Regions from separate parts of the Homo sapiens genome. Here regions 1, 2 and 3 are each linked to region 4. The links are chromatin contacts, found by Hi-C or POLR2A ChIA-PET in ENCODE. All regions are on one chromosome and are shown on one strand. The core of a region is the stretch at or near the end of the contact, and the rest is flanking DNA. Distances in the headings are between cores, read along the strand shown. Region 1 holds the start of LINC00526 (long intergenic non-protein coding RNA 526). Region 2 holds the start of CHMP1B (charged multivesicular body protein 1B). Region 3 holds the start of ZBTB14 (zinc finger and BTB domain containing 14). Region 4 holds the start of RAB12 (RAB12, member RAS oncogene family).

What was found. A loop is a pair of places that touch in the nucleus more often than their neighbours do. ChIA-PET counts read pairs that join two places held with the same protein, here RNA polymerase II (POLR2A). Pooled maps may share reads with other maps.
Region 1: a loop to region 4 is called in a map of naive thymus-derived CD4-positive, alpha-beta T cell, with 6 times the contacts of the local background. The contact joins the promoter of LINC00526 here to the promoter of RAB12 in region 4. A Hi-C loop is called at or near these places in 1 of 168 maps with a recorded cell type or tissue (naive thymus-derived CD4-positive, alpha-beta T cell), 1 of 37 single-sample maps with no recorded cell type and 12 of 50 pooled maps.
Region 2: a map of naive thymus-derived CD4-positive, alpha-beta T cell shows a loop between it and region 4 (18-fold over the local background). The contact joins the promoter of CHMP1B here to the promoter of RAB12 in region 4. A Hi-C loop is called at or near these places in 1 of 168 maps with a recorded cell type or tissue (naive thymus-derived CD4-positive, alpha-beta T cell), 1 of 37 single-sample maps with no recorded cell type and 11 of 50 pooled maps.
Region 3: a map of CD4-positive, alpha-beta T cell shows a loop between it and region 4 (11-fold over the local background). The contact joins the promoter of ZBTB14 here to the promoter of RAB12 in region 4. A Hi-C loop is called at or near these places in 4 of 168 maps with a recorded cell type or tissue (CD4-positive, alpha-beta T cell, ascending aorta and naive thymus-derived CD4-positive, alpha-beta T cell), 6 of 37 single-sample maps with no recorded cell type and 22 of 50 pooled maps. POLR2A ChIA-PET finds 5 or more read pairs at or near these places in 2 of 52 experiments (CD4-positive, alpha-beta memory T cell and MCF 10A).

The regions. Positions count from the first base shown.
Region 1 is chr18:5,236,500-5,242,819 of GRCh38, forward strand. LINC00526 (long intergenic non-protein coding RNA 526) reads right to left here and starts at 1,530. Exons shown (of 1, transcript NR_026849.1): 1 at 225-1,530. LINC00667 (long intergenic non-protein coding RNA 667) reads left to right here and starts at 1,601. Exons shown (of 3, transcript NR_015389.1): 1 at 1,601-2,550; 2 at 5,200-5,313. It also overlaps the pseudogene LOC100422274. RefSeq lists a silencer at 1,547-1,716 and an enhancer at 1,937-2,116.
Region 2 is chr18:11,847,027-11,853,074 of GRCh38, forward strand. It overlaps CHMP1B (charged multivesicular body protein 1B), which reads left to right and starts at 4,387. Exons shown (of 1, transcript NM_020412.5): 1 at 4,387-6,048. The coding sequence starts at 4,486. The coding sequence ends at 5,085. All of the region lies in intron 5 of GNAL (G protein subunit alpha L), which reads left to right. RefSeq lists enhancers at 4,240-4,479, 4,748-4,797 and a silencer at 4,804-5,098.
Region 3 is chr18:5,292,018-5,298,420 of GRCh38, forward strand. ZBTB14 (zinc finger and BTB domain containing 14) reads right to left here and starts at 3,709. Exons shown (of 4, transcript NM_001243702.2): 1 at 3,635-3,709; 2 at 1,955-1,984; 3 at 1,227-1,310; 4 at 1-187. The coding sequence starts at 1,229. RefSeq lists enhancers at 2,292-2,979, 2,980-3,666, 4,355-5,040, 4,758-4,917 and silencers at 3,108-4,047, 4,128-4,547.
Region 4 is chr18:8,607,484-8,613,663 of GRCh38, forward strand. RAB12 (RAB12, member RAS oncogene family) reads left to right here and starts at 1,954. Exons shown (of 6, transcript NM_001025300.3): 1 at 1,954-2,470. The coding sequence starts at 1,957. RefSeq lists silencers at 1,782-2,011, 2,442-2,741 and an enhancer at 3,192-3,241.

The sequences.
Region 1 (6,320 bases), core at 280-2,779, 3.4 Mb before region 4:
TGGGAAGTCCCTAGTGAGAAGTTGGTTGACAGTTTCTAGTTGGTTAAGCTTAAGTTTTGTTTTCTGGATTTAACGTCTTGTTTCTATAATTATAAAATGAATACAGTCACTTCAGAAACCTAGAAATGTATAAAGTAAAAATTTTCCACAATACTCCACCCAAAGATAACTTTTTTGAGTATGAATTTGTTCTTCCTCAAAATACGCGTTTTAAACAATTGATATCAAAATGCATCTTGTTTATTTGGCTTTTGAAACTGTTATAACACAACTTATAACATTGGAAATACATTATTTTATTAATACAAAGTAGTTTTCATAGTAAAATACCAAATTAATTAAAAGGCAGAATGAAACGTACCATATACATGTAGACGACAAATGAAAACTGTCAAAGTATCCTTCTCTCTAAAAAGCCACAAATTACGTTCTTTGAAGTAAGTATTGGGTTTTATTTCCTAAACTATACACATCAATATCACCTCCTGAAGCTTTTTACCCAGTTTCACGGTTGGTATTTCGGACATGCAATGTTCCATGCTGTCAAACTTGGAATGCCTCGTTTGGATACAGGGAGACAAAGACTTGGAGACCCAGAAGCCTGAAAGTGGTTCTTGACCGACTTTGTCCACTCAAATTAAGGCATCATGCAGCTGGTCATCACTTACATTGCTGGTTGCACGCAGGCACACACACACCAGTGCTCACAGCCAGCACTTGTTAAGAATGGTTGAGCTGGACCAAATGGTATACGTGTCTTTCATCAATATAAACATGGACTGCATTCATCTGGACACGGGCCTTTCCCGCCTACCGAGCCTGCCCACCACCCGAAGTTTAAGCTCATCTTGGAGGACCTGACACTCAGGAAGCCGTCTCCCGTTGTTCCACCGGCTTTGTGGCCCCAATGTCTGTATAAGCTGCTGATTTGCCTTGGGAAAACAAACCAGCATCGATTTCAGAGAAATTACTGGATAATTTGCGCTGTGAGGCGCCTAGATCGCAAGGCGCACTCCGCAAATGACAGCCGCTCCCGTGCACTTGTCCAGTCATTCGGGTGGCATACTGTCCGGGTGGAAGCCCGCCAAAATAATCCATTTGGAAGGGACGGAGGGCTTCGTCAGAAATTGCCTTCTTGTAGCTATGAGACATTGAGCAAAACAGATAAGAACTGGGGCAATGGAGGCATAAACATTAAGGCTAGGATGTATTTTTGGGGAGAAAGCGGCGGCTAGCAGGGACGAAGCTCAACTTCATGCGCCGCGCCCCGGAATGCTTTGCCTTTAGCCACTAGCGGAGCCGCCCGCCTGAGGGAGCCCTCCGGGAGTGAGCGCACGCAACCGTGCAGTCAGATTCCTCCGCCGACCGCGGCCCTCTCTCCTCGGGCTTTGCCTTCGCTCTCTAGCTTTTCTTCTTTCACTCCCGCTCGCCGACTCCAGCCCGCTGGGCTCACGCTCTGCCGGACACCAATCCCGGCGGCCCTGCCCGACGGAGCTCAAGGCTAGGCCTGGCCTTGTCCGCGGAGTCCGCCCCTCGCCGCCACCGGGATCCGCCCCCGCGCCGACACGCACTTCCGGCAGCGCCGCGGCCGGGAGGGACCGAGCGGGGAGCAAGGCCTGCGGGGAGGCGCAGGATGGACGCGTTGGCTGTCATGATGTAGGACCTCCTGACCTAGAACCATGCCCGGCGCAGGGAGAACAACGAGCTTACGGACCGGGTGCGGGGGCTGCTGTGCGAGAAAGCCTACCTGCTGGCCCGGGAGCGTTCGCCGGCCCACCTGGTGGCTTTCCCTGGACGTTTAACGGCGACTCCGCCCGGCCTCCCGACTTTTTGATGCAGGCGTTCTCTTACATGACTTTCTTCGAGGCTAGATTCTCGAAAGACATCCTGAAGGTGGCTTTCTTAATTAGCTGCCTCACCGGCTGGCGGAGCAGTTCGTAGTCGCCTACATCGAGAGGGAGAGCCCCGTCCTGGCTCAGTACTGGGGCTTCGTGGACGCGCTGTAGCGGGTCTTCGCCGTCGTGGGTAGGAAACAGTCGGGCCGGATCCCCGGTGTCTGGGGAGCGGCTGCCGGCCGGGCCCGCGCGAGCCGCTTCACTCCTACAAGCCCGGCTCACTAGTTCCAAGCTGCTGGACTTTGACCCTCGCTGGGAAGCTTGATCGCCGCCTGTTCTCGCCAATCTCTATGCCTTTGCACTGCCCAGCAACCCGGTCACTGCCCAGGACCTGTTAAAAGTTGAATGGACCTCCCAGAATCACGCCGCTGCCACCGCCGTTTCTAGAGACGGCTTTTGGCCACCTTTGAGAATCAGGGTCAAACTTGGAAGGGCCTGCATTTGTCACACTTCCTCGGACACTAATTTGGATAGTTCAGGCCCAGAGACGGCTTCCCGGGTTAGTGTGCCTGACAACACTGAAGAAAAATTGTGACATTTTCCTTCCCCAGAATTACTTCGTTTTATACATTTCACTTCTCTTCTGAAATCACAGCAATGCCAGTTTGCGCCTTTTGGTCTGAGGAACGCAGGCCCTGGCCACTACCAGGAAAAAGTATTTACTTTTAAAACTTGAATGTATATCTTTACCGTATGCCTAGTACAGTAGTGCTTGGAAGAAACAGATTAGTAAGACAAAATATATGTCTTCAAGAACACTTACGTTCTGAGAAAGAATTCTGAATGCAGATTCTAATGTCTGGTAAAATGCTTTACAGTGTAAAGAATGCATATATGATTCTTATTTTATGGCATTTTAAACTTTCCACCCCACGGTTTTAAAGTGTTAATATATGTTAAAAATATATGCAATTTATAAAGGAGAAGGAAAGCCCAGCTTGATTTTTGCTGCCAAAGATGGTATATTTAAAATTAAACGTAACTAATGGCAAAAAATAATGGGAATGGTGCAGTCTTTGAGCTGTATCCAGTTGGCATTATTCTCTTGGACTAAAAGGAATAGTATTAACTTCCTCACTTTGGGTAAGCCACTTTAGATTTTTGGGCTGCAGTTTTCTCAGGTAATTAGAGACTTTATATTATGAAAGTTTGGTTCACAATTCTTTGAGTCTCTTTTGGGAACAAAGAAGGTAAGAGGAGGATATGTGCCCTCCTCTCAATCAAGGGGTTTCTTGAAACCCTCTAAGGAGAAAAATCTGAAACTGCCTTTCCTAAAACGTTCATGGGTTTGTCATTCTGATGATCAATATCGTCCCACTGAAGTATCTTTTTGAATTCCTAGTTAGGAATCTTTATGTTAAGATAAACTGATCACTCTCTCCTTCGTGGACAGTTTATCTACCTAAAGATGATAGGGGAAAACACTGTTTTTGAAAGACGAAATAAAGACATGTTGTAGCAGTTATTTTATTGCCAGTTAGTATTACAAAAGTTCCTAAGGAACTCCCCATTAACTTGGCCTCATATGAACTACGCTTGAGTCCCGTTTTAAATTGAGTCTTGATCGTATTTACTGACAGTTTCAAAGCAGCGTTTTTTTTTTTCCTCCATAGTAAAAAACCTACAGGATACCACCACCAAAGGAAAAAACAAGTTTTTTTCAGTAAACCTCACAAGAGCATACATTTGATAGAATACACGGATTTTCTAATGAAAGCTCGCCGTCACCATTTTATAAGTCAGAACATGAAAGTCAAAATATCTCATACAGATGTCTTTTTTTTTTGAGAAGGTACACAAGGCTTGCTTGTAGAGATGGAGTTACATGGAGGGACAGAAGGTCACTGGTCAGTGATTTTAGGTTTTTATACTTCTGAAAACAGGTAATTACAGATTCTGATCAGTTTATCATTTTCTTTAGTCTTTTATTTTCTGCTGAATGCTCTCAAGGGAACGGATCCATACCTGTTTATCAGGCTCACCTGGAAGAGCCAAGTCATCCACTCAGGTCTTCCTCTGGACCTGCATAATTTCCTCATTTACTAGATTGGGTTTCTTTTATGTGTGGGCTTTTAATGCTTGGTATCTCTGGTCTTCCTAATATGTAATGCTTAGCATAATAATTTTAGCCATTATTCATTTTTGTAGTAGGCTTCACTAGCTTCCTGCTTCTCAAATCCCTTGAAAAGATGAGATTTTTTTTTCGTGGAGTTCACGTCTAGTAAGTTGGTCTTGATTTTTTTTTTCTTTCAGAACCTTCTGGATTTCAGCTTTGGCAAGCTTCCTCTGTTTCTGAGACACCTCCATCACCTGGGTTACAATCCCATCCATGATTTTCCCCATCTCCAGGCATTTTTCATGGAAAGCTCCTCATGCTTTTTAATTCCAGTTTATCCATTTGTGTGGCTTTAACCTCCACATCCAGGTCTTTCTGGCTAAACTGCAGTATATCCACAATGGGGCCAATGGACACATAAGGGAGGCCCTATCACAGGAACACGAACACCCGGAGTCGCTAGAAATCAGATTCCACCGGCTTTGCTTCAGGCCGACTTCCTAAGGAAGGCATGGTAGCATCACAGATGCTGTTTGTCTCAGTTTCCTGAGAAGCCAGTTTCTTAGAGCTGTCATTCAAGAGTGGGTCAAATTTGAGATATAAAAACCTTTCTCAAGGTAGACTCTTTGGCCCCTATGCCTAGTATGTCAGCTGGGCCTCTGAAGCTCTCCTCTTTGAGGTCCTGGCAGGCTCTGGCCCCTGTTGAGAAGGGGAAGCAGTCATGTGAACTCATGTGCTGGAAGAATCCACTCTACCCCTTCCCTGGCTTCTCTGCTGCAATTTTTGTCTTTAAACGTATTTTCAGGTGATTCCAGTTTGCATACATAATTGAGAAATATAAGATTTGGTCCCCAGTAGAGAGCCAGGTGAACTTAAGAAGGAGTCCATCTAAGAAAATTGCACAATTATCTAGTTTCACTTGGGTTTAGCTTTTATGGCTTACTTGATTTAGTAATCAAATGATTTTCAAATGATTTTGATCAGGTGACTCTTCGTAAACTAGAGAATGAACTTGAGAGCCGAATTAGCACAGTTTAAAAATAATCATTTAGTTTTTGTTCTCTATTGTGTAAATTATTGAGGTTTGACTGTCTTGGCTAAACTAAGGCTCATCTAATATCTTTATTTTTGATATCCTAATTTCTTGCCAATTAATTGAAGGTAACATACTAGCAGACCAGATAACTACTTATGCAAACCTCAGATAACCACTAATTTAAACAAAATTAAATCCTTTGCCTTCCCCAGATCCTTTGCACATGGCCTGCTATCAACAATCCTCTACAATGATTCTCAGCATCACCTAGGGAGCTTATGTAAAATCTCAAATTCCTGGGCCCTATCCCCAGAGTTTCTTATCAAGTAAGTCTGCATTGGGATCTGAGGATTTGCATCTCTAACAAAAATTCCTAGGCGATGCTCACACTGTTGGTGTAAGGGTGAGTACAAATTAGAAATAAAACTATTTAATTCTGCCTGGTGCAAAGGAGAGAGAGAGACTTTTACCCTCCACATCCTTTTCTTTGGTCATTTACTTTAGGAAACTTAATTGTAAGCTTTTTCTGTGCCTCTTTGAAATGCCTGTAAATCTTTCCAAAAACTAAATTAGGCTTTTGCCAATTTTACAACCTAAGAATGTGAATTCCTCAAGGACCTGGGAGCTATCTCACTGAAATTTAATCATTGAGAAAAATAGTACCCCTATCTTTCAGCTTCCTGGAAACATAAGAGCCTAACTTTATTAGGCACCTTGCTCCATTACAAAGCTATCTTCTGTCATAAAGATACAAGAAATTTATTTTTCCCTTGGACAAAAGCAACTAACTAGCAGAGGGTCACCAAAATTACCAGGTGAATTTAGGGTGAACTCTGTGTGACAAATGGTGCTGCCAAGTTCTCTTGAGTACTATAGAAAGTGCATGACATGAATTTTTTACTTCATGATGGTGCAAAACCATTGCTTTTCACTTTCAGTATAATATTCAAGAAATTACATATTGAATATAAGATATTCAATATCTTATTCTTTATTATAGGCTTTGTGTTATATAATTTTGCCCAACTAACTGTAGGCTAATGTAAGTGTTCTGAACATGTTGAAGGTAGGTTAGACTAAGCTCTAATGTTCAGTAGGGTAGGTGTATTAAGTGCATTTTCAACTTACGAAATTTAAGCTGATATCCAAAGAATGAGTAAGAATGAGGTAAAGGAGCAAGAAAACATTGCTTCAGGCAAAGGAATAGTATGTGCAAAAGCCCTGGGGTTTAAGAATATGATGTTTTTAGAGAACTGCAAATAATTCAGTATGGTTGGAGCAGAGGGATGTGGAATGATTATTGATTCTGTTGGAGAGTAGACAGAGGCCAGAT
Region 2 (6,048 bases), core at 3,137-5,636, 3.2 Mb after region 4:
TAATGTATAATATATATATACATATATGTAATGTATTCCTCAAAATGGTCACCAAGTGAATATGTATCCAATGCCATTTCCTTTGGCTACATTCATATATTCCTACATTCAACAGAAATTTATTGGGTATCTGTTTTCCAGAGGTTGAATAGTACCAGGTATAGGTAGTCAACCAGAGGTCACCATGCCACACCTAATAGGAAAGCCTGCTGCTCAGCAAACACAAATATATGCAAAAAATGCAAACTGTGATAAGTAGGAGGAGCCCTTAGTTTGAGATATAACATTTCAAAATCACCAGAAACATACTGATGAGAATCCAGAAATAGTTTAACTCACAAGAGAAAGTTATTTTTCACATCTTTTATTTTCTTTTTTTTTTTTTTGAGTGACTTCAGACTTAGCAAATGATTCTTTTCCAGTGAAGTAAAACTGAATGTCCTGCTTAAATATTTTCATTTTAACCACTTGTATTATTTCAAAGTAAGGAAAGAAATCAGCCAGATGTGCCAAATGATAGCATATTTTTCTTCCCCATTTCATGATAAAAATAATTAACTGGTTTGACCCGCAGCTTTCTAGAAATGTCTGCACTTTAATCAAAAATTTCTTTTTTTTTCACTAAGAAAATTTGGCTATGGGACTTGCAAGGTTTCAATGTTAACGTGGTAGTTGCTAAACAATTCCAGTCATTATAAACTGTATGTTCTGTTTTCACATCTGTATTGGGTCCAAAACATTTTCACGTACAATTAGCATGGTTGTAGGACCAAAACCTCCTTTAATAATAATCCCAAAATAATCTTCCTTTTGCTAGATACACAAAAAGAGAAAGCATACCAAGCTGAAACAGACCCTGAAGGTTGTCAACCTCAATGGAATATAAAGAATGGAAAAAACTTAGAGCCAGGGTAGATGCAGATTCAGATACCACGGTGGTCAGAGATAATTCTTCCAAATCCAACTCGAATGACAAGGTAGATGGAGGTGCCAGTAGTAAATGGGAATGAGCAGATTTGGGGGAAAGGACTGAGTTCAGTCACTTTGAGGAGTTGCCAATCAGTCTTGGGCCACAGAGCGCCCAGCACCAAGGAGACAGCTGGGCATATGGGTTTGGAGCTCAGAAGCAAATCTCTCCGTGGAAATGTGAACATGAGAGCAGTTAGCTATGGATCCTATTGAACACCGTGGAAATGGCTGGGGTGTTGATAAGAGAAAGAAGAGGGCAGGGCTGGGGAACTGTCAGGGAGAGGAGGAGAACAGCCTTCTCTTCAGAATTCTAGTCAGCCCTGGTCTCTCTGGGAAGATGGCTTCTGGAACTCCACCTATACCTTCTCTCCAGCACAGAAAGTAGAGGTGTCATCATCCAAGGAATGTAGCTTCAGGTGATGGCAACTTCTTTTAGCAACCATACTTTTTCTTTTTTTTTCTTTTCTTTTTTTTTTTTTGAGAAGGAGTCTCTCTCTGTCACCCAGGCTGTAGTGCACTGGCGTGATCTCAGCTCACTGCAACCTCCACCTTTCCAGTTCAAGCGATTCTCCTGTCTCAGCCTTCCAAGTGGCTGGGATTACAGGCATGCACCACCACACCCAGCTAATTTTTGTATTTTTAGTAGAGACGGGCTTTCCCCATGTTGGCCAGGCTGGTCTTGAACCCCTGGCCTCAAGCGATCCACCCACCTCAGCCCCCCAAAGTGCTAGGATTACATTCCTGAGCCACCATGCCCAGTCAACAACCACACTTTATAAAGTTCATATTAACTTTGCAGTCAATGCAACTCTGTCTTCTCAAAAAAACAGCTGGAAAGTCAACTTCTTTCTTTAGGCTACATGATGATCATTATTTTATTCTTATTAATTCATGTTCATTGGATTCCCCATTGCCTTATTACTGGTCCCAATACATCCATGGAATCCGGTTTCTAACACTTACCTAATGTGTGGGTTCAGGCAAGTTTCTTAGCTCTCTGTGCTTCCTTTTCATTACCTGTGAACTGGAGACATTTATAGTATCTACTTCATAGGGTTTGCGAAGCTGAAATGAGTTAATTTATGTAAAGTGCCCAGAACAATGTCTGGTGCATAAGTACTTTATTAATGTTAGTTGTCATTATCATCATCATCTATCGGAGTCTCTCATGATTATATTCCAAACCATCTCACCTAGTCAGAATTTGTCATTAAGAAAACTATGGGCTGGGCACGGTGGCCCACGCCTATAATCCCAGCACTTTGGAATGCCAAGGTGGGCAGATCAACTGAGGTCAGGAGTTCGAGGCCAGCCTGACCAACATGGCGAAACCCCAGCTGTACTGAAAATACAAAAATTAGCCGGTAGTGCTGGCGTGTGCCTGTAATCTCAGCTACTCGGGAGACTGAGGCAGGAGAATCGCGTGAACCCAGAAGGGGGAGGCTGCAGTGAGCCAAGATCACACTACTGCACTCCAGCCTGAGTGACAAAGCAAGATTTCATCTCAAAAAAAAAAAAAAAAAAAAGAAAGAAAAGAAAAAAGAAAACTATGGAGCATGACATGGAAGCTGGATAAGAAACTTGTTTGCAAACTCCAAGAAAAACCAGGACCTAAAAGAAGGGAAGAGTGGAATGGAGGGTGAGCAGAGTAGGGGGCCTAAGCTCTCTATATCCACTTTGAACAGATTTCTTCCCCTTTTTTTTGGTTGTTTATATTCCATTTCTAGAAAAGTTTCATTTGGAAAAAGGGTTCTACTGCTTTGCGGGGCAAAAAGGAACCATAGCTAAGCTGCTAACTAGGGTAACATCCTATCCCCTCTGAAATACAATTAAATTCAGCAACGCCATCTGGATTCAGTGGCTGCTGTGTGCAGAGCGCCTGCTGGGCTCCATGGAGAGGGGAAGGAATCAGTGTCTGCATCCAAGTAGTTCACACTGTAACAGGTGACCTATACACACAGACCCCTTGCCAGGCAATGTGCCCTGTAGTATGGCCACACAGAGGAGGAGTCCTGGGGAGGCTCCATGGTGAAGGTGGCTTTTGAAGGACTGGCAGGGTGTCAATAGGCAGAGATGCATGGACACTAAAATCCAGGCAACAGGAACAGCATAGCCACAGGACCGGGCGTCAGTCACATTCTCCCCGCTGGCCGAATGACGCAAATAATGCTCAAATTCCATGCTGCGGTTTGCTTTGACTGGCGGAGGTGGAGGGGCGCGAAAGACGAGCCAGCATGCTGCACAGCAGGTTTAGCCTCCATGCCCGGGGTTTGGAGCAAGAGAGTGAAAACATCAGAGCTATGTCTTCAGAAGGTCTTGTGTTGTGAAACTGACTGGCAAGCTATCACAGGAAGCTAAGCGAGGTGGCAGGCTGCTAGATTAAAATGATCTCTAAACAGAATTCGCTCTCAGAGTTCATTTTCAGCCTACCTCATTAGGGCAGATTTGGTCTTCTCACATTGTTATTGCTGTATCGGAGGAATCTTTCTAAAGAGAAAAGTGACAGCACACATTGCTGCCATTTGAAAGCCAGCATTTTTAAAGGGCGTAATACATAGTGACAGTTTTGATGTATGCCCGTGGGTGTGGGTCCTGATATCTCAACATACTCTGCCTGCATAATTTAAAATGACAGTTTAGCCTGTCAAACTTAAATGTGAGTGAAGTTCCTTGGATATTTATAAAACATCAAAAAGACAGAATGGTGTCAGCAAAAGATGGGTCTTTTTATTACTAAACCACGGGACGATTTTTGGATAATTGCTGGCAACTCACCTAGAAGCTGAACTTCCAGACAAAGTATAAATTTGGTGGTGCCACAGTTTTGAAGATTATTTTCACTCAATGCAATAAAAGGATATTACAGAACTCTAGCACAAATTGTAGTCAAAGATGGAGACGCGTCAATGACCCGTTTGTTTTTAATGTGTTTTAATGTTTTTGTTTTTAATGTATCCATGGTTTCCAGTTCCCCTGAGAAAGTGGAAATTACCCATGCTAATAAAGCAAGCGTTAGTGCGAAGACCTAGCTGATGTTTGGCTGGTTTTTAGCCCGCTAGCCAGTCACCCTTTATAAAGCCTGCCAAGTTTGGAGCGTGGGTAATTTTACACGCGGGTCTCCACAGATCCTGTCTACTTCGGTAGATTTATTACTAGGAAAGTGCGTGGGGGCACTAATTTTTGTGAATTGACTAATGCGTTAGAATTTTAAAAACCGGGTAGAACGCAGCGCAGGAAGCGAGCGTTCCCCGCCGCAGCGCCGGAGCGTCCAGCCAGAATCCCCCTGCATGCGCAGCCCCTGGCGTCTTACGTCCCACAGGCCCCACCCCGGCGCCTTCCGTCCCGCAGGCTCCGCCTTTGGCGCTGGGCTCTGACGTCACCACCTGCGCCGCTCACAGTAGAAACAGGAAGTGGGACCAAAACAAAGGAGCGGCGGCCGGGAGCGGACTTACCTTACCTTCTCTGCCTTCGGCGCGCTTCTCAGCCGGGCCGCCGACCCAAAGGAGCCGTCCGACTATGTCTAACATGGAGAAACACCTGTTCAACCTGAAGTTCGCGGCCAAAGAACTGAGTAGGAGTGCCAAAAAATGCGATAAGGAGGAAAAGGCCGAAAAGGCCAAAATTAAAAAGGCCATTCAGAAGGGCAACATGGAAGTTGCGAGGATACACGCCGAAAATGCCATCCGCCAGAAGAACCAGGCGGTGAATTTCTTGAGAATGAGTGCGCGAGTCGATGCAGTGGCTGCCAGGGTCCAGACGGCGGTGACGATGGGCAAGGTGACCAAGTCGATGGCTGGTGTGGTTAAGTCGATGGATGCGACATTGAAGACCATGAATCTGGAGAAGATTTCTGCTTTGATGGACAAATTCGAGCACCAGTTTGAGACTCTGGACGTCCAGACGCAGCAAATGGAAGACACGATGAGCAGCACGACGACGCTCACCACTCCCCAGAACCAAGTGGATATGCTGCTCCAGGAAATGGCAGATGAGGCGGGCCTCGACCTCAACATGGAGCTGCCGCAGGGCCAGACCGGCTCCGTGGGCACGAGCGTGGCTTCGGCGGAGCAGGATGAACTGTCTCAGAGACTGGCCCGCCTTCGGGATCAAGTGTGACGGCAGAACCCGCTCTGAGGTTTCCTGGCCATAGCCACCCTTTGAAATGCTCTCTGTGTGTTAGAGAGATACTATACCCTAGAAACTCTGAACACGCCAGAATGCTGAAATGCCCTTCTACCTTTGGGTTTACAGCCCCCTCCACATAAATTAAGAAATTCAGTATTTCTGCACTCTTAGCTGGATTCTAAAGTTCTGTATAGCTCGTAATGATGGTATTTTTATAGCAGCCTTTTAACAGAACTAGTTAATTTCGTGTATATGAATCTTTCTCGAAGATCTGGTCAAAACTGTATTCAGTTTCCTGCCCAGAATGATCAGATTGAAGGTGGTTGGTTTTTATTATTATTTAGTGTGATTGATAGTATCTAGAATGGCAGGTGGTGCATAAAAGTTAAAGAGAGGGGAAAGATTACTTAGTTTGGTTATACAGTTATAAACACCATGCAGTGTATTCGGTGGACTGTGCTATTTCTGTTTATCCTTTGGGTTTTGGTTTTTGTTTTTTTTTTTTTTGCCTTCACAGTGAGACTGCAAATGATTGTTCTCATAACGTATATTATTAATAAATGTGGTCCTATAATTTATACTGAAATTACCTTAGGATATTTTTGCATAATACTCTCTTACTGCTTACATTCTATAAATTTTTCACGTGATAATTGTCTTTGCGTAACTGGGAAAAATGCCGAATAACTTCCTTTATTATCTGGAAAAATTAAATTTGTTCATTTATATTTTCTACTTACTAAATTGAGTTTTTAAAAAGACTTAGTGTGACATTTGACAGTGTCTTTCAAACGAACTTCTCTAACAAGTTTATAGTTATTTTCCTGTTTCAACACTATTAGAAGTCTTATAAATTATGCTAATTAGCATGGCAGTCATGTTACACACTCTTAACATTGCCAAAGAACTGTTGATTTCGTTTGAGAAAACCCTAGGACTGTGTGTGTGTAGGTT
Region 3 (6,403 bases), core at 2,459-4,958, 3.3 Mb before region 4:
GCTTTTTAAAGTAAGTGCTGCAGGCAGCAAGAACACATCTGTGTGCTCTGAATTTCACATCCTCAACCACAATAGCAATATCACAAAATTCTCCTTCCAGGCGTTGTTCATTTAGTGTTTTCAGAAACAGAGTTTTATGATCATCGTCATTATATTTAATGGTTTCAGACATACTGATGAAAAACTCCTACAAAAAAAAAAAAAGTTTAGTAATTATAAATAGTACTTTTCCATATAGAGAACACAGTCACATTTTCATTTCCTGGTCAATCTATGGAACCTAACAATTTCAGAAAGTCAATGTTAAGAGTGGTCTTTGAATATGGGTAGAAAAGACTGATCCCAACTCAAGGATCTCCATATTGTTACTCCTGTTCATCTTCAATTTACTAAGTATTTGCCTAGTTATATCCCAGGCATTGTTCTATGTGCTTTACATGTTTTAATTAATTTAATATTCAGGTAACCTCATGAGTACGTATCACTATCCTTATTTTAGAGACAAAGTTAGAAATCTGCCCAATATTCTATAGCTATTTAGTGAAGAGCTGGGACTTAAATGCAGACAATCTGGCTGCAAAACCAGTGCTTCCTGACTAGAGATAATCAAATAACTCAAACTCAAGTTTTAAGAAACAGGTTCAAGGGAACAATCCTCTAGTCCTCTCTGTTGCACCTACTCTTATTCCATCTACTCTATGGAGGATTCAGCAAAATAATTATGTTATACCTCCTTGACAGAAGGAACAAATTACTATTGCAGAACTAGAGAGGAACATTACTGCCAAAATATCCCATTGAGTGTTGTGTTCTAGATTTTCCACAGCACTTTTGGGCCACTTCTAAATGAAGGTCAAGGTTTAATCTGACCTTAAGAGAATGAGATGACATTTGGGAAGTGGCTTTGTTCTCTCTAGATGCCAATCTACCTGCATCCAGATAAAAGTGCCATCAACACCAGATGTAAGTACTTGATAAGTGCTGAGAGTATTTTATAAGCAAAAATTTGGAACTGGCATGAAAGATCTCTGTCATCATGTTAAAAAACTGGTCATCTTAAAGCATTCTCTATGTTTCCTTTTTAAAAACATTGTTTTACTTTTATTCGGCTAATATTTTCCCCCAGACAAATAGAAGTGTTCATGCACAATCAGAATTGGTATATATATTTTAAAGCAAATGCCAAGTCATTTTCATCAAGATTTAATATCCAAAGTTATAGTTACCATGAACAACTCAGGCTATTATCTTAATGCCTTGAACGCCAAAATCTTCAGATCAGAGTAACTCTGATCAGGAGCACGCCAGACCTACAGAGGAAAGGATAAACAAGAATGAGGTAGGATCTTCCTGTATCCCAAATCCTAAACCAAGAATTGATTTTTTAAAAATAAACTTTCTTGTTCCCTCTTTTGTGCATTTTCAGGTTGGGGAGAGTGGCAGGTAGGTAGCTGGTACATCAAGTGCAGTTCTGAACAGATATGGACTAGAACAGATAAGGGCTGTAGCACTCGGGCATAAAGGGGCTGTGCCCTAGGAACTGGAAGGAGGGGTTGGAGAACCATTAAGGGATTTCTCCTCACACACTAAGCTCATGTCCATATTTGTACAGAGATTGATGGCTACACAGATATAGAAAAAAACAAGTGCACCGTGCCCCCTACACCTATCCCATTTCCCGCTGGGTATGTTAGCCCTCTACATTTTTCTCTCGGCTCATACAAACCTATAGAAGTATATACCTTACAAATAAAGCTATAGAAGTACATAAACCCAACAGGTAACATGGGAGGAGAGGGAACAATGATTGCTTTTTCTTTCTGCACCTGTGTGATGTATTAATAGCATACACGTTTGTTTTTAAGATTGTATTTGATAAATCCAGGTGTTTTTACCTCTATCCCTACAATAAGGGTGAAAGAATTTCAGCTTTTTTGTGAGTTTTAACTCTTACCGGAAGAACTCCATCCTGCAGACCCATATCCTGAAAAACAAAAAGTTTCCTCTACTGAACAGTGACCACACAGATAAGTTGTTTGGTGTGGTAGGAGCAAAGGACTGGGCTGTAACAGTCTTACACAAAAACCATGGAACAAGACTCCAACCTGGAGACCAACACCTTGAAACCCATAATAAGCTCCTTCTAAAGAAAAGTGAACACACCGAGCTACCCAGCGTAGAAGCGGGATGTCTCATCTGAAGTTTGAGGTTAGGCAACATTTCCAAAAGATGATTCTGACTTGATCATTCTACGTGTTTCTGCCTCTCTATTCCCTAGAAGCACCCAGGCCTGTAATCATCCAGAGGCTAGGCAGCCCAGCAAAAACCTTACACTGTGACACTTACTACTGTTGTCACTAACTCGTCCTAGGGCTTGTGGGATAAAAGTGCATGGGACCAGAGAGAGGAGTGGCCTTAGACTAGCTATGACAACATATCAATGTGTTGTTGTTGTTTTGGCTAGTGTGTACTTGGCCACTCGCCCCTCTCCCCTCTCTCTCTCAAGATGTATGAGACCTGGAAGAGAGACCATGTGTGTCCAAAGCCGCCTCCTCCCCGCCCCGCCCCCCTTGCCATTGAGATGTCCAATTGCTCAGTTCAGGTGAGTCAAAACTGGAAGACAGCTGTTGCCAGCATCTGTGTAGGCAGGTGTAGGAAAAGACGTAGCCCCAACACCACCTTCATAATAAGGCTGCCCCTTCCTAATTGCTCTCCAAACTGCGGGCGCGCTAAGCCGCGTTACAGTGCAGGGAGCCGGGCTTCCCGCAAAGCCAAAAACTTACATAAGCAGCTGCAGCCGCCTCCCCTGCCCCGGGCAGCCCGACAATGGCGGCTGCACGACTTCCTTGTTGCAAGCTTGCAACTTCGGAGTCGGGAGGAAGCAGGGAGCCAAGCGCAGACCCAAGAAGCCCTCAAGGCGTATCGAGTCCTCCCTCTCAATTTCTTTGGGCCTGGGAGGTGGGGAGTGGAGGAGGCCGTTTGCACTCCTTCCCAGACAAAAGCTCCCAGCCTGGGAGCCAGGTGGTGAAAGGGCCACTTTCCCTTTCATAATCAGACGTCGAGCGCAGGCTTGGGACCGCGGCTCGGAGCGCGCAGGGAGGGACTGCGGCCCGCGGCGGCCCCGGCGGCGCGACGAGCGGGAGCGGGCGTGCGGCCGGCTCCGCAGCCCCGCGCCGCGCCGCGCCCCGCTCCGCCCGCGAGCCCGGAGCTCGCGCCCCGCGCACTCCCCGGCCAGCTCGCGCCGGGCCCTCCCCCGCCCTCCCGCGGCCGGGGGCGGGGGCGGCGCGCGGCCGGCTAACCCAAGCTCCGCGGGCGCACCCGGGAGTGCGTGCGCTGGGTCCCGGCCCCCTCCTCCGCCGGCGGCTGTAGGCGGCGCGGCGGGGCCCGCGGCTCGGAGGGGCGGCGCCCGGCGGGCCGCGCTCCGCGCTGGGTTCGGGCCGTCCCCACCCCCACCGCGGTGCACTGCGGCGGTGCGAGCGGGGGCGGCCATGAACTCGGCCGCCGAGGCTCTGCGAGCGCGCGCGCGGGGCCGCCGCCGCCTGGCCGCTCCCCGAGCCCGCTCGCCGGCCCGCGCGGCCCCCGGGGCGCCCCGGCCCCACGCCCAACCCTGGCCCACGCCCGTCCCCGCTCGCACCGCGCCGCGCCGCTGGCGGCCGCCGCACATCCTGGAGCTGGCTGGTGCCCCAGAGCTCGGCGAGAACGCGCGTCTTCCGGGCCGCCCCGCCAGCCGCCGGCCGCCCCCGCGCCCGCCTTGCGGACGGCCCCAGCCCCTTCCGCACCCTGGCCCGCGCTTACCTGCAGCCTGGCACAGGCACAGACACTGCCGTGGGTTCCCCGCGCTCGCTAGCAAACGCAGGCCGGGACCGGAGGGGCTCGGGGCGCGGGGGCACGGTGGGTGGCAGTGTGTTTTGGATTTTTTTTTGGAGTTTGGGGAGGGGGCGGGGTGGGGGAAATCGTGCACGTCCCTGATGGTAGCAGCCCTCCTCCTGCACGAGCACAGAATGTCTAGCCGGCCGTGAACACCCCCACCGCCCCCCCCTTCCCGTGCATGCGCGGTGCGGGCTGGGGGGAAGGCGCGCCGCCGGCTTGCGCAGGCACGGAACCCGACCGGGTCTCTAAGTGGGCGAGCAAAGAAAGGGTTAATCCGGGCCCTTGCCGACGCTTTCGTTGGAGACTACGGGGCCGCCCCCGGAGGGCCCTGGCCTGCGCACGCGCGCGCACGCGCGCGGCTTGGGGCGCGCGGAGCCCGCGCGCGGGAGAAGGAGTGGGCGGGGCAAGGGCGGGGCTTCGGGAGCCAGGGAACTTAAGCACGAGCGCTGCTCGCGGACACCCGCCCCGCCTCAAGCTCCCTCCCGCCCTGGTTCGTGGGCTTCCGCCCGCGCCCGGCGCCGGCGCAGCGCCGGGGACGCGGGAGCCAGCGCTCCCGTGCGTGTGCATGTGCGTGGGCCAGAGCCTCCCCCGGGCGCGCGCAGGCCGGGCGCTGAGGCTGCGGGGCTCTGCCGCGTCTCGGAGCGGGCGCCCCGGCCACTTTCGCCCTCCGCGCACACCGGCCGACACCGGGAGGCGCGCCCACGGGTCTGCGGTCTTGCCTCTTGCCGCCGGCACATTGAGTTTGTGGGGGAGTGGACGGTGCACAATAAACACTTGCAGAACAAATGGAAAAAGCGACGTCTTCGATTTGTAGTGTAAAGCGCAACCCCAGTTGCCCAGCAGAAAGGGATCACCCATAGGGCTTCGGAGCTAGTAGGTCCGCGCCCGGACACTCCAAGGAAAAGTCCAGGGGCTGGAGGCGGCGACCCGTCTGTGGCAGTCCAGACCCTGGACTCGATTCGGAGAGCTCTGATAACTTGGCTCTGTCCTTAACATCCCTGCTCAGCGCCAGTAATGGCTCCGTTGCTGTTGAACCACGTCGCCTTCCCTCTGACGCGGCGGCTGTGCCTGTGTCTGGCGTCGGGAGCTGGGAAGTCCCTCCCGCTCCCGCGTTTTCTGCTCACCGAGATGCAGGAGGCCGGACAGCAATGCCGCGCCGCCTTAGAGTCGCTCATGTTGCTTTACCTCACACGCGAAGTTTCCCCGAAACGCGTAATTTAATATCTAAAGATTAGAGCAGAAGCTTCCTCTTGGGCTTATTGAAGATGACATAAGATAGTGCTTGCAACAGGCACCTAAGTAAACATTTGGGAAATAATATGATGATTGGATGTGTTAATTTTCTAAAGGAAGTTCTATATGGCCTCAGTTGATTTTGTAATGTTAATTGACTTTGGTTTAACGTTCCCCAAGGCGACTTTATACGCATCTTTTTTGATGTTCACAAAAGCACCCAAGTTACGGCTTATATGGAGGAAATAGGATGGAAGAGACCGGTTGTAGAGTCAGACATATCCAGTTCACATATTGGGTAAATTGTTTAACTTCTCTAAACCTCAGCTGAAGGAGAGCTATGGAAAGCACCTAATAAGGCACTTGTAAGGATTAAGTGAAATAATGCCCAGCTAAGGTATTAGCTCCATGATGGAAAATCACCTGCACCCACAGATAGTGGGTTCCAGTGGCCTGGACAGAACCAGAACCAAGTCTTCTGCCACGAAAGTTCACACTCATCAGACATGATACCGTGTACTCGCTTTATTCTTGTTTGCGTAGCTCTTGAAGTTGCATTTCAATCCTGTGGATGCTGTGTGTTTATAGGGGGATAATAATAGTACTCTGTCATAGGGTTGCGTCACCAAGCAGTAAAGCAGCCACTGCAGTTAGCACAATGTGTGGACACGGCCAGTACTCAAGTCATGGCGCATCTGCTGCTGGCGCTCCCCCTTCTCCCATACCACATATGGGGTTTCCCACTCATTCTGCGTGTATTTTTGGTCTGCCTACTGTGTAAAGACAATCTTTTCGCATATGGCTAGGAAAAGACTTCCCACGTTTCCACTAACCCGATAACATAATTCACAAGAGTTCTAAAGCACTAGAATGCATTTCTCAAGTGACGGTTCCTGACATCCTGGTTTTGTATCAATGAATCCTCTTGTCTCATTTGTTTTATGTTCATGTCACCTGGGCTCTGCCTGGCTGTCCCTTGCTGGTTCACAGGGGTTGTGGGGATGAGTCTAAATTAAAGGGACAACTCTGTGGGAAGGTGGAGGGATGGGAAACCACAAAGGAAAGGCCTGACCCAAGCCTGGCTTCTCGCCTGTGTCGCCACCCAAAAGTGCACTTCCCAGCACCCAAGAGGCTTTCAATAAACATCAGCGGACAGTAAGTGACAACCTTGAATTTGATACTAAGGGGCTTTGTAAAAGTACACTGTGGCGTCAACGCGGGGGCAGGGCTTTCCTGAAATGCACTGACCCAAGGTCCTTGACAAAGTTTTCCTCCTTTTCCGACAACTCTGATGGGTGAC
Region 4 (6,180 bases), core at 704-3,203:
TATGGGGAAGATATTTTATTTTGGGCAAGAAGGTCTTCAGCCCCACAAGCCATGCCACATGCATCTGCCTATTAAGACAGGCGGTGCTATTAATCAGAATGGACCAAATTAAAAATCTTGAGATTACCTTTGCAGATGCGTCTTGCTTTGTAAAATCACAGTATTCCTGAAAAGCCATGCATAAATCAGTTTCTTTAATCCCTTACATTTATATAGTGCCTTATGGTTGCAGCAGACTGCAGAGATTGTTAGTTGCTTTTTTCCTAACAATGCTAGAGGAAAGGAGGGGCCACTACTCTCATTCTCATAGAACAGAAGAGAAACCCACAGCTAAGAAATGTTCTGCGGCGGAGCACAGTGGCTCATGCCTGTAATCACAGCACTTTGGAAGGCTGAGGTGGGAGGATCACTTGAGGCCAGTTCAGGGTCTCACACTGTTGACTAGCCTGGTTAACAAACCAAAACCCCAACTGTACAAAAAATTTTTAAATTAGCCAGGCGTGGTGGCACGTGCCTGTGGTCTCAGCGGCTCAGGAGGCTAAGCAAGGAAAATCACTTGGGCCCAGGAGTTCCAGGCTGCCGTGAGCTGTGATCGCACCACTGCACTCCAGCCTGCGCAACAGAGCAAGGCTGTCTCAAAATCAAAACAAAACAAAATGAAAGAAAAAGAAAGAAAGAAGGAAAGAAAGAAAGTAAATTCCGTGATGGTAAGTGATGGATCTGTGTTTCAAATAATATAGAGGGATCATATTTTACATATTCTCAGAATTCATATTATAAAGATCCCTACAGTGACTGCACAGTTAAGAATGCTCTCATAGATGTAAACTTCCAATCTACACTGTGGGCAACGCTAGATTTTTACAAATCAGGTTTGCTGTGTAACATATGCGTGTACTGTGCATTACTAAACCTAGTTCTAAATACAGCACAGCTGAAATTTTGTGGGTAACGTGATCATTCGGCAAATGTTGCCAGCCCCTATCATATTCAGAACCCTGTGTTCTGAGATGCTCAAGTTCAAGCTGAGGAATTTGCTAAACAAATCTCTGGCAAGGAATCAGCAGTGATTTTCTGTATCCTTAAATCCTTCCAAACAGAAATGGCAAAACATACGACCCGAGTCCATAATTCCTAAAGTTTCAATCTTCTCGCACTGTTTGAGTTTTAACTCGCTTATTCCCCCAAAGGAGTATGCCATTTACTTAATTTAAAAATTAAACAGCATAAAAACTTCTGAACTCTGAGTGAGACAGCGATCAGAGTTAAAAATAACTGATTTCGCGCGTTTCCGTGCAAAATGGGAGACAGACGTGACGGAGAGAGACCGAGCAGTGCCACGGCCCGGTAGAGGGTGCGGGGGCTTGCACCCGCTGGTGTTTGTGAGAGAGCGCTGGTGTAGACGCGAACGCAGCGCAGGCGGCCCGGCGGCGCGGCCTCAGGTCGGGGCCTTTCCAGCGTTCCAGCTACACCGAGCGCGCGGGGGCGAAAACATGTGCATGGTGTTTGGGGACTGTGCGCATGGGAGTGTTTTCACTGTCAACCAGGGTTCTTTTTCTTATTTTGAACCCATTTTCATGATGCACCGGAATGCTGAAGTTCAAAATTGCCTACGGAGAATTTTAAGACTAAAACCACACTAAGTTTCTTGTGTTAACTATAAATGCGGGTCAGAGTGAAAGCCGAGTAGGGAGGAGTGAAAAGGGGGAAAAGGGAAGAGATAAGAGGAAGAAAAGATGAAAGAGCCGGCGGAAGAGGGAGGGAAGCGGGGGCGGGCAGGCGAGCAGAGGCAGGGAAAGAGCGGCGCGGGTTGCGGGAAAGCTCCGCGCGCAGTACCCAACCGAGGCCCGGGCGCGCGGTCCTCCCGCCGGCAGGGGGCGCCCACCCGCCCGCCTCCGGCCCCTCGCGGCCAGCCGCCCCGCCCGCGCCTGCGCTTCCTGCCCCTCCTCGTCCGGGATGCTGCTGCCGCTACTGCGGAGTAGCTGCTTCCCTTCCTCCTCTCCCGGCGGCGGCGGCGGCAGCGGCGGAGGAGGAGGAGGAGGGGACCCGGGCGCAGAGAGCCGGCCGGCGGCGCAGTTGCAGCGCGGAGCCCACGGGCCGCCGGGGCCGCTCCAGCGGGCGGAAGCCGAGCCCGGGGCCGACCCCCCGCGCGCGGCGGAGGCCGAGGGGGCGCCGGGGCCCGGGGCGCGCAGCCGGGGGGCGGGCGGCGGCGGGCGGCGGGCCGAGCGGGAGCCGCATGCGTGTATGGATCCGGGCGCCGCGCTGCAGAGGCGGGCCGGGGGCGGCGGCGGTCTGGGCGCGGGCTCCCCGGCGCTGTCGGGCGGCCAGGGCCGCCGGAGGAAGCAGCCCCCCAGGCCGGCCGACTTCAAGTTGCAGGTCATCATTATCGGCTCCCGCGGCGTGGGCAAGACCAGCCTGATGGAGCGCTTCACCGACGACACCTTCTGCGAGGCCTGCAAGTCCACCGTGGGTAAGGGCGCCACGGCGACCCTGGGCCGGGCCTCCTGGCGCCCGGGCAGGTGCCCTTCGCCCCGTGGGCTTCGAGTCTCATCGAGCCTGGGAGTCTTTCGGGGATGGGCCTCTCGGTGAAACTAGGGGCGGGGGTCTCCTTGGAGCGCCCTGCATCCCAATCCCAAAGCCTGGCAGAGGTTTTCGTGCCGCCTCCGGGCAGACCTGCCCTTGGCCCCCGGCCCTGCCTCAGAGGTCCTGGCAGCCCCCGGGGCCTGTGGGGGCGGCTCTCCACGGAAACTTCGGCCCTTAGCATACTCGCCCAAGAAAAAGCTGGGTTCGAGTGGAGCGCAGGCAGGCAGGGGAGTGAACGCCTAAGGCCGCTCTCGCCCGGCCCGCCAAGGCCAGCGCGCGCCGTCTGCTGCGGGTGTGATCCCTGCGCAACCAGGGCAGTTTTCTTATTTTGAACCCATTTTCAAGAAATGAAGTTTAAAGTCACCTATGGAGAATGTTAAAACTAAAACTACAGTAAGTTTCTCGTGCTAGCCGTACGTACGGGGCAGAGGAGCTTCAGCTGTATTTATCCATGACCTCAAACAACCCGGTGACTGGCGGGCATGGGGTTGATTCCTCCAGTACCGCTGTTTTCGGTGAGGGACAGGAGTGAAGTAAGTACAGGAACGCTCCAGGGTCAAGGAGGAAAACAGCCGTGGATCTGAAATGGAAACTGCAGGGGAAATTTTTTTAATTAAGTCATGCTTAGAGGACTTGACATTGAGATTTCTCAGTTGGATGTGGGTAGCAGTTGTTTCTATGGAAAACCCCTTAAAAGATGTCCAAACTAGGAGAACCCCGTTCTTTAAAATAAAGGGCAGTCACTTCCGTGATAGGAAGTGAGAGATTTCCCCAGGGGCGGTCCAAGAAACTGAGTAGTCAGGAGATTTGATAGAATTAAAAGCATAATTTCATGTAATTCTATTTATTAATAGTGTTATAACCAGTGGTAGTTCCAAGGCTGTCAGTACGATTTTGAGATGACTTGATTTGAAATTGTCATGTAACAAAACAGTACTACATTTAAAGTGTCTTATTGGAAAGTGAAACCTCCAATTTTTGTACTGTCTTTCTTGGTTTGTTTTCAAGAACTTACTTCCCTTAATGCTTTTTTGGAATAGATCATTTTGGAAATATTTGTGATGTCTGTACCATATGTTTTTAAAATGTTGTCGTTGGAGACATTATATTAAAATGAGTAGCATAACTATACCTGTTTCAAATATCCAGTCTTGGATCATGCAGAGTACAGGGAGTTGTTAAACCATCAAATGAGGGTTAGGCTGTTATTTTAGTACCTGACATAAATAAAGTAGGGTTAAATTCCGTTTAGAATTGTCAATATTTTATGGCTCCGTACTTCAGTATATAAAAATGAGAGATAATAGAGTTGCACTGTGTGATGAAGAGAAATCAGGTACCCATAGGTGGGTAACTGAGGGCTTGAGTGGATGGAGGGTGAGATGGATGAGCAAAGGTGTGCTTTAGAATGCAGAAGAGGAGAGAGGAAGAAGGATTTTCTAAGCCTGGCAGCAGTGGAGCAGCCCCCCACCTCTGGGGAGGGTTCCTTAGGGGACTTGGGAATGGATGCTGCGAGACCTTGACCGCCATGCTAAGGAGAATGGACCCGATCCTATGGGCACCTGGAACCAAAAGACTCCTTAGTAAGGCATTGGCACGAAAACAGTTTGGCAGAGTTGCATAGGATGTTTGGGAATAAGGAAGAGCTGCGGAGGATGCTTGGGAATAAGGAAGAAACCAGGAGGCAAGGAGACCAAGCAGTTTGTTTCTGTGTCCCTTAACAAACATGCACTTACCCGAGCACATACTCCCTACTCTGAGTGTGGTTGAATTTCTGTCTTGCTCATTTTTGTTTGCTTCACATGTAGCCTATAATACTTAGAGTACTGGAGTACTTTAGTACTCAGTGCGTGCTTCTAACTGTGGGATGTTCAGAGAATGATCATGGCCCCTGGCCTGCTGCAGAGCGGGAAGACACTGTGAGAACGCCAGCCAGCTCCACTTCAGTTTCTGCTTCAGAGTTGCTTTTCCCCTCCACTCATCAGATCGTTTGTTGAGCACCTACTGTGTGTTGGGTGTTATGCTACCCAGTGGGGATTCAGTGGTAAACAGGACATCGACTCTGTCCAGAAGTGGATCGGAGCTTCTGGGAGCTGCGTGACCGCTTGTCAGGGCAGTGACAGATGTGTATGGGTATTTGGGAGCACAGTGAAAGCGCCTCCAGTCGAGGCTAGTGATGAGGCCTGGTCAGAGAAGGCTTCCTCGTCATTGGAATGTTTGAAGATAAGTTTGTTCCTCTAGTTCCTTTAGAAAAATGCAAATTAAATATGGTACTGGGTGTGGTGTAGAATTGTGGTTGCCTTACCTGAACGCTTACCATTTGAGCAGTTAGCTCCCGGGGTTCTTCCCAGGCTGGTTTTTCTAGTTTCATCTTCATGTAGTGCAGTGAATTCCATATAGAGCAAGAGTCTCTTCCACAGTAGGAGTTTCTCCCTACCCTGTCAGGGCTGCTCGCGACAGCCGTCTGGGAAAGACCGTGAGCCTCACAGCATGGCCCAGGGAAGAGTCCCTGAGTGTGCCTGGACCAAGATGGGTCACTAGAGTGGTAGTATTGTCTAATTCCTAGGCTAGGAGAGTGTTTCCATTAAGAGCCTTTTTATTTTTATTTATTTATTTATTTTTGAGACAGAGTCTTGCTCTGTCACCCAGGCTGGAGTGCAGTGGTACGATCATGGCTCACTGCAGCCTCGACCTGCCAGGCTCACACAATCTTCCTGCCGCAGCCTCCTGAGTAGCTGGGACTGCAGGTGCACACCACCAAGCCCTTTTTTGATTTTTAGTAGAGACAAAGTCTTGCTATGTTGTCCAGGCTGGTCTCAAACTCCTAGTCTCAAGCACTTGGCCTCCCAAAGTGCTCAGATTACAGGCGTAAGCCACTGCTCCTGACCAGTAAGTGCCCTTTTAAAGTAAATGGGATTCACTTGAACTTTCTATAAAAGATCCGTAGTGGAAGTCCTTAGGGATTTGAGATGATGAACTATTATGTAAAATTATAAATGAGCAAAATGTTGTTTTTTGTATTGTTAATCAAATCAGAAACTGGTTTAAAAGATTTACAAAATTCACAAGGGTATGAAAAACAGAGGTTGTATTTACTGATTGGTCTGTTTAATGGAAATTGTCTAATGGAATTGTCTCATATTTTCAAATGGGATTTTGTTTTCATGGAATTTAATTAGTCTGATTATAATTTACAAGTTCTTTTAAAAAGTACAGGAGCAGCTTTTTAAAGTTTGAGAAACAGAAAAAAGTAATTGACTAAAGAAATTTACAACTAACATGCCTGGTCCACTATTTTCCTCATAGCAGTGCCTGTATCACAAGCATACTTATCCACCATGAATCTGTGTGTGCTTTTGCAAGTTGACATTATTGCTTCCTGAGTGAAGCTGTAGAAACCATTTCTATCTAGCAATGCCGAATTCTTGATCTTGGTTCCTTCTGTTTGACTCTCATTAGTTTTAGCATAAACAGGTAAATGTGCTTTTTTAAAAGTATATTTCAAAAAACAACTCCATAAAATTACATATCTGTCAATCTTTGTTTTATTTCTATGTTACTGTTGGAAGCTAGCTGTTAATTTTGTTTAGGTTGAAA